Regions from separate parts of the Homo sapiens genome. Here regions 1 and 3 are each linked to region 2. A link is an interaction called in ENCODE POLR2A ChIA-PET data of the cell type or tissue named here. Cell type or tissue: PC-9. All regions are shown on one strand.

Region 1 (2,500 bases), 130 kb after region 2:
TACCTGTGAAAATTGGGAGTGTCATTTTTGAAGCAGGGGAGATATTGATCTTTTTCTGACTTATTTGACAATTTTAAATGAGAATGATTCTTGCTCAGATAATTTCACTATTTGTGAAATTAAAATTAATTAGTAATGTATTGAACTAAAAAAAAGATATTTATTGAAAGAAAACACTGAGCCTGCTTCTGTGAATCTACAAAAAATCTGTGATTTTAATGACATTGTAATTTTTTCATATTGACCCTTAGTGAAATACAGCTTTTGGAAAATCCCTTCTCTATGAGAGCATTGCTAAATAAGGAAGTGTTTAGGTTTTGTAGGAGTAAAAATAGCTTCTCCAGGGATGTTGATATTTAAAATAATGCAAATGTACAATAAAATCCCACAATCTAAACTCTGGATTCAGCCCATATACCCAGAGTTTTAGAATACATTTCTGACTAAAACACAAAAGACCTTGAAAGCAGGTGCTGTCTTTGTCCCCTGATACCAATGTGTTTTAATAAGGTTCCACCAGATTTTCAAAGTCTTTGGTTAAATTGGAACTGACATTTATGCTAATTAGCTGGGTTTGGGAGTGAAACAGGTAAAATTGAATTACAATGGGCTCCAAACTATATTTATTTTTAAAATAGTGGCTCTGAGGGATATTTGGTTCTATTTGTCAGTTATTTCATATCTCGCTACTTTCTATCATTCCCTTCCCGCCTGGTGTGTTAATCTGGTAATCTGAAATCTTTTTGTCTGCCTGTAACATAATAGGCTGTTTTCCTGTAGTCCATCTGTCTCCTACACGAGGTGAAAGTACTTTTCAGAAATGGCTTGGGTTGATATTATTAATCTTTATAAGCAGAGAATTCCTTGAATAATTTAACAGCCAAATGGCATGAGGGGGACTTGGTATAAAAATGAATTTTCCTGTCAGCTTTAAAAATTACAGCGTGGCCTGCCTTTTATCTGTGCAACTCAAATATCAAAACAATGGATGTTTATGCTCTTTATACAGTTTTCTGTTTTGCATTACCTAAGACCTAAGACGATGAAGAAACATTTAGACAATTTTGGTTTACTTTTTTTTTTCTGCTAGAAAACCGCAATAAGTTAATTAGCCAAAAGAAAGTCCTTCTTGTTCTCTGAAACAACAGATGCTGCCTTTGACCTTGGAATTTAAGGGAAAATCTATTTTTGATTACATGTCTTGAATTTCTTGGATTTGCCAGTGTTAGGGCAGCAGTTGTGATTGAGTGCTTTTGAAAGTATATGCATGATTTTCAAAGAAATCAGTCTGCACAGCTGTTGCTAAAGAAATCGTTGTTCTCCGTCCTTCCAGTTCATTACTATATAAGGTTTTAAAAATTATTTTTTCCCCCTACTTTTAATTGGAGTTATCCTAGTTACAGATGTCACAGCCTCTGAGCTACTGGTCTTCCACCCGACACCCTGCTTCGTTGCAAAGGCCTAAGGTTGGAGTATGCTGCATTTGATTGGCAGGGTAACATTGTTCCTCTATGCTGGGATGGGGAAATACAGCCAGTCCTGTGTTTAGGCAAGCCAGCAGGAGTGGGACTATTAATAGCCAACTATGTGTTTTCTCTCAGACACAGCCTCTTTACAGTGCTCTTTGCTTGCCTATCTTTTGGAAAGTCATGTGAATGCAGCAAAAGCTTTCTAAGAAATATGAGGGCCAAATGGCATTACTCTGCGTGAAGTATGCCCACATGGGATTATTAGTATTTTGTTAGAAGACCATTTAGCAAGTTTGTTTGTTTCTGAATCAAAATCCATAGATGCTCATTGAACATTTTTTGTTTTTTTCCATAAATCATGTATTTGAGAAAGACATCTTGATGATGGGAAACTCTTACCTTGGAGAAACAAAGAATCAAGTAGTGACTTTATCCTCTAGATAGTACTGAAATCAGAAGTACTTTTTCCCTTTAAGTGTCATAAAACACAATTACATTTCTTTCCACATATTTTCAACCTGAGCAAATTGACAGACCAGGTCAGCTTTTTTCCTGGGTCATTTTCCTGTGTATTTTCTTTTTATCTTCTGGATGTAATCTTTTATTTGTAGACCATTTTAGTGAAGCCCCTAGTAACAATTTATTTAATTTTATTAGTCAATTTATAGGCAGAGGGCAAGACACATTAGAATATCATCATGGGTACTAAATTAGAAAATTTAAATCAAAATGTCTATGTTCTTTGAGCTATGCCTGCTAATTAAAGAAGAGGTAAACTGCTGAAATATAATAGGCCAACGTGGAAGGGTCCAGAAGAACCATGGAGGACCCCCTTTCCTCTGGCTTGATCAATTATAAGAGAGCAAATGGAAGAGGCTATACAACTTTCTCCAGAAATGGGTTATTTTGCAGGCATGAGCAGTCAGGTGCATATTGAATAGCCACAGATTAAACTCTCCTCTCCTACGCTTTCGGGGTCATCCTTCAAGATGCTTTTAGCTAACCTCCAAGATTGGGTGAGGGCTGATGCT
Region 2 (2,500 bases):
TTGGAATGCTCCTATATTACTGATAGGAATGTAAAATGGTACAGCCATTTTGGAAAACAGTTTGACAGTTTCTCAAAATGCTAAATACAGAGTTACCATGTGACCCAGGAATTTCACTCCTAAGTATATGCCCAAGAGAACTAAGGACGTATTCATGCAAAAAAAAAAAAAAAAAAGTGTACATGAATATTTATAGTAACCTCAAATAGGAGACAACCCAAGTGTCCATCAACCAATGAATGAATAAACAAAATGTAGCATAGTATATCCTTACAATGGAATATTTATTCTACAATAAAAGGAAGTGCTGATACACACTGCAACATGGATGAACATTATGCTATGTGAAAAAAGCCAAACACGAGAAGACACATGGTTGTATGATTCCATTTATATAAAATGTCTGGAATAAGCAAATCCATAGAGATAGAAGGTAGACTAATGCTTGCTGGCAGGGAGTGACTGCTAACGTCCCAAATTAGATAGTGCAGATGTTTGTACAACTCTGTGAAACATACTAAAAGTCACTTGTACACTTCAAAAGAGTAAGTCTTATGGAATGTGAATTAAAGCTCAATAAAACTCTTATTAAAAAGTAGATAAAAGGGTTAATAATCTCTCTACTGAACAATTATCCCCCATAATGAATCCTGTTTCATCTGTACTCCTACCCACCTTCTCCCCCATATTATTTTAAAGTAGCATATTATTTCATTTATAAATATTTCAGTAGTTTGTGTACTTAAAAAATACATAACCATAATAGTATTATCATGCCTAAAAAATTTAACGTGTAATAAAATATTCAGTCAGTGCTCAACTTTCTAATCATGTTTTTAGACTGCTTAGCATTTTGTTGTGGAGATGGATCATAATATATTTAACCAGTTCCTGTTGATGAAGCTTGAGGTTATTTCTAACTTTCCAACTGATAAATAGTGCTTCAATAAACATCCTTATATATAAGTCTTTGTGTGCATCTCTGTTTCCTTAGGATAACTCCTTAGAAATTGAATTTAGAATGAAAGTGTATGAATGATCTCTAAGGCTCTAGATATTGCCAGATTGGCTTCCAATTTCTTGTGCTGTAGGTGTGTAGCATTTATAAATGAACACATAAGACTCTGAAAAATCAATTAGTTTACCAAAGATCGTAGAGCTACTAAGTGGCTGAGCTTACGACTGACTGGCCCAAAGCCACTGCCAATAGTGACTCACATAGCCATCATTTGATTTATGGACCTTGTCATGACATCAGAATTATCTGTTGTATTATCACCCTGAGGCTCACAGACTTCCCAGAAGCCTTTGGTTTAGGGCACAAGTTGTCTTTCATGAGCATAGTGGTGTTTTAAGAGCTATTTCCAAGGTATTTCTTCCTTGTAACTTTGTTTTGTAAGATGACCAATGTCAGATTATAACGTGTTTTTTTTTTTTTCTTGCCTAAAACCTTAAAAACCTAATATGGTAGCTATTTGGGGATTAACAGTGACATTCTTGTGGAGTGTATCTAGGGGATGTTTGTTTGTTTATTTATTTATTTATTTGTTTGTTTGAGATGGAGTCTAGCTCTGTTACCCAGGCTGGAGTGCAGTGGGGCGATCTCTGCTCACTGCAACCTCTGCCTCCTGGGTTCAGGCGATTCTCCCGCCTCAGCCTCCTGAGTAGCTGGGATTACAGGCGCTCGCCACCACGCCCAACTAATTTTTGTATTTTTAGTAGAGATAAGGTTTAACTGTGTTGGCCAGGCTGGTCTCAAACCCCTGACCTCAGGTGATCCGCCCGCCTCAGCTTCCCAAAGTGCTGGGATTACCGGCGTGAGCCACTGAGCTTGGCTTGTTTACATTTAAACTGTCATTCTTTCTGGAAAATTATCCAGCAAGTGTGTTTGGAGGATGTGTGGAATCAGGCTCAAAGGTTTCAGTTTTTTAAGAATTGGAGACAGCTGACTCTGTGATGATCATAGAAGATAGCAAGGTGAGCTACGGCCATGATAGAATAGAGACTATTCTCAAGCCTTAATCTGCCAGACAATTGCTAAAATCAAAATCTTAAGTTGTGCTTTCAGTTTTTCACATAGGTAGATATTTTAAGATTCTAATGGAGAAAATAGAAGATAGAACAGGAAACCACCAGAGTAAAAAGCTCCGTATTCTGGACTATAATCTACTTTCAACCTGGTTTATAAGTAAGAAACTATTAAAATTGACACAACTTTATGGTAGTTGGTCTTGCAGAGGGCAATTTTCTTGATTTACTACAGTTTATAACCTAATCCTCCATTTAAAATGCCTATAAATTATTTATGTCTAGGGTAAAAATCCAGGGCTTCACATGAATATGGTTTCATCATTTCTACCTCTAGGTATTTTTTTTAAAGCTGCCTGTAATCAAATGATAGCAGTGTGGTGGGTGGAACAGGTTGTAAGCAGTAATTGCAAACTGTATTTAAACAATAATAATAATATTTAGCATTTATAGAGCACTTTATATCTTCAAA
Region 3 (2,500 bases), 290 kb after region 2:
ACCACCATTTTACAGAAGACAAAACTGTTACCTAAACAGAATCTAGGAACCAATGAGCTGGGTTGAAGTCCTAGCTGCACCTGCTGTGGCCAGAGCCAAACCAAGCCCTTTAAGTGTGGTACAGTCAGGCAAACCCTGACTTGGACTCAGCAGGCTTGGGCTCAGATCCTGGCTCTGTGTTGACCTTGACTCAAGGGTTTTCCATCGCTAGTTCATCGTGGCTTCACAGGAGCAGCCTGGCCTCTGCCTCATGGGGTTTGGTGTGAGGGGGTGGTGTGGGTGAGGCCGATCTGTGCTTGTCTGAGTACCCTTGTTGCCCACCATTGTCCATTTTTATTGAAAATAATCCAGTCTGGGGCTCATGGCTTGCACACTGGCTAAAGTCTTTAAAAACAAATCTTTGCCACGTCCCAAGGATGAGGGAGTGGTGTGGACAGTCCTGGAGAAGGTGACAACTCTGAGAATGTGACATCCCTCTATGGATGGAGGCAGCATTTGTTGGCCACAGTCGTACTGAAAGGGAGGCAGGTCTCTTATCCTGATGCTGTTTCTTTGGGGTGAATGATTGAATTAGCGGAGGATCTAGGAGCCTGTGCTCTTCTTTCCCTGTGTGTGGGTGAATCATTTGTCCCGCTTTCCTCCTCCAAGGCCTCTTGGTAGCCATGGCCCCTGCCCCACGTGGGATCCTGATCACTCTCTCCTACCCACAGCTCCATCCTGAATCTGCCAGGGGAGTCGACGCTGCGGAGGGACTTTCTGAGGCTGCAGCTGGCCAACAAGGAGCGTTCTGAGGCCCTACGGAGGCAGCAGCTGGAGCAGCAGCAGCGGGAGAATGAGGAGCACAAGCGGCAGCTGCTGGCCGAGCGTCAGAAGCGCATCGAGGAGCAGAAAGAGCAGAGGCGGCGGCTGGAGGAGGTGAGGACCTGCTCGGGCCACCTCTGACCCCAAGCCTCTCAGTTGTGGTCACTCTCCAAGCATTCCCTGGGGGCCCACATCCCACCTGTGAGCACACAGAGCTTAGAGGCACAAAGGGGTTGACTGCAAGGGCAGATAAGTCCTGAATGCTCTTACAAACAAAAGGCTTCCCTTGCTTTTTGTGGTGGTGTGGTCATTTCAGAAAAGCAGGTGAAGGCCGTCACCCCTTCCTGTCTTGCCCATATATCACCTTCTCAGCACCTTCTCAGCTTTACTTAAAGTCACAGTCCCTCCCTCCAGCATGTCCTATTTCCCTGCCCTGCCTTATTACTTTTACACAGCCCTTAGCACCTTCAAATATAGTCTACATATACTTTTACATGCCTGAATGTCCCTACTGGAATTTAAGCTCCATCAGGACAAGGAGATTTTATCTCTTTTATTCCCTGATGTATCTCTAGCATGTCGTAGGTGCCTCATAAATATCTGTGGAATGAGTAATATATGAATGAATGGGTCAGTAGTTGAGAGGTGAAATATAGGTATTAACTAGATCACAGTGAATAAGCAGATAAGTGGAATTTCAAGTATGGAAGAGTAGGACCTGCCTATTGATGCTCTGAATGCTAGGAAGAATGTTTCACAGATCCTTTCCCAGACATCCCTTAGTACCCAGGGCCTGTCCTCCAGCCTGTGGGCAAGACCTGCCTTTAGCAGCAGATACTGCTTATCTGTGTGGGAAGCCATACTGCTAGCCACAGTTGGCTGCATGCCTTGTCCTGGGCCAGACTCTCACCTTGTGGTCTTACAGACATTTGTTAAAGCCTCCTTCCCAGAACTTTGCCCAGATATCTCAGGCCTCCTTCCTCTGCCAGATAAATCAAAGCCTCTAGACAATTAGGAAACCGAGAGAGCATATCTATTGGGGAAGTTGGGCAGCAGATGAAAGGCGCACTAACTGCACGGTAATGGGATAGTAATTTTACAGGTTTCCCGAACACCAGCTTGCTTCTCATTAACGGGCTTGCAGCAATTCACTTGCTTTGCCAGGTGGCCACTGAAGATTTAGAGGGTGGTGAATTGCAGTCACCAGCAGCAGATTGCTTTTTAAATGGTACATCAAGGTCCAGCCTCCCTGGTTTAAATCAGTAAGGGCCTCAGTTCCAGTTTGCAGCAAATCCCATCAACCTCATTATGTCCTTCAAATATCAGTATCAGACCAGCAACAATAATACCCAATGGTTACAATTATTGAGTGATTTTAGTAATGTCAAGTACCAGGCAGGATGCTTTGCTTATAGCCACTATCTCATCTACTATCATTATCTCTTTTCCTGTATTGATTATCTCTCATGCAAAACTCATAATCCCCATTTAACAAAGAAGAAACTGAGGTTCAGGGAGGGAAGTAATTGGTCCCATGTTGCAGGGTACTGTGTTTAGTACTTTACACGAATTGTCTCATTTAATCCTCACAATAATCTCCAGTCTAAAGATAATGCAGCTGAGTCTTAGAGAGGTTAATAACTTGTTAAAGGTTGAGAAGAAAACCGGGTTTCAGATCCAGGGGATTGGCCTGCAGAGC

The links. ChIA-PET counts read pairs that join two places held together with the same protein. Peaks named below come from ENCODE experiments on the same cell type or tissue, not always from the same donor. Only the 100,000 strongest peaks of a DNase experiment are listed, where the experiment ranks them.
Region 1: POLR2A ChIA-PET joins it to region 2 with 7 read pairs; 4 of 35 experiments call an interaction of 5 or more read pairs at or near these places.
Region 3: POLR2A ChIA-PET joins it to region 2 with 5 read pairs; 1 of 35 experiments calls an interaction of 5 or more read pairs at or near these places.

Annotation. Positions count from the first base shown.
Region 1 is chr3:171,319,936-171,322,435 of GRCh38, reverse strand. The region is part of intron 2 of TNIK (TRAF2 and NCK interacting kinase); the gene reads left to right. Among named protein-coding and RNA genes, the nearest start is that of TNIK, 140 kb to the left of the region's middle. RefSeq lists an enhancer at 1-481. In PC-9, no CTCF peak of the experiment used is centred here; no DNase peak of the experiment used is centred here.
Region 2 is chr3:171,446,246-171,448,745 of GRCh38, reverse strand. All of the region lies in intron 1 of TNIK (TRAF2 and NCK interacting kinase), which reads left to right. LOC124906303 (a long non-coding RNA gene) reads left to right here. Exons shown (of 2, transcript XR_007096168.1): 2 at 1-2,500. Among named protein-coding and RNA genes, the nearest start is that of TNIK, 13 kb to the left of the region's middle. In PC-9, no CTCF peak of the experiment used is centred here; a DNase peak (open chromatin) is centred at 1,265; H3K4me3 peaks cover 439 bases; H3K27ac peaks cover 1,508 bases.
Region 3 is chr3:171,155,875-171,158,374 of GRCh38, reverse strand. TNIK (TRAF2 and NCK interacting kinase) reads left to right here. Exons shown (of 33, transcript NM_015028.4): 12 at 711-915. All of the region lies in intron 4 of LOC105374216 (a long non-coding RNA gene), which reads right to left. Among named protein-coding and RNA genes, the nearest start is that of MIR569, 50 kb to the right of the region's middle. RefSeq lists a silencer at 661-955. In PC-9, a CTCF peak has its summit at 833; a DNase peak (open chromatin) is centred at 1,474; H3K4me3 peaks cover 1,142 bases; H3K27ac peaks cover 2,500 bases.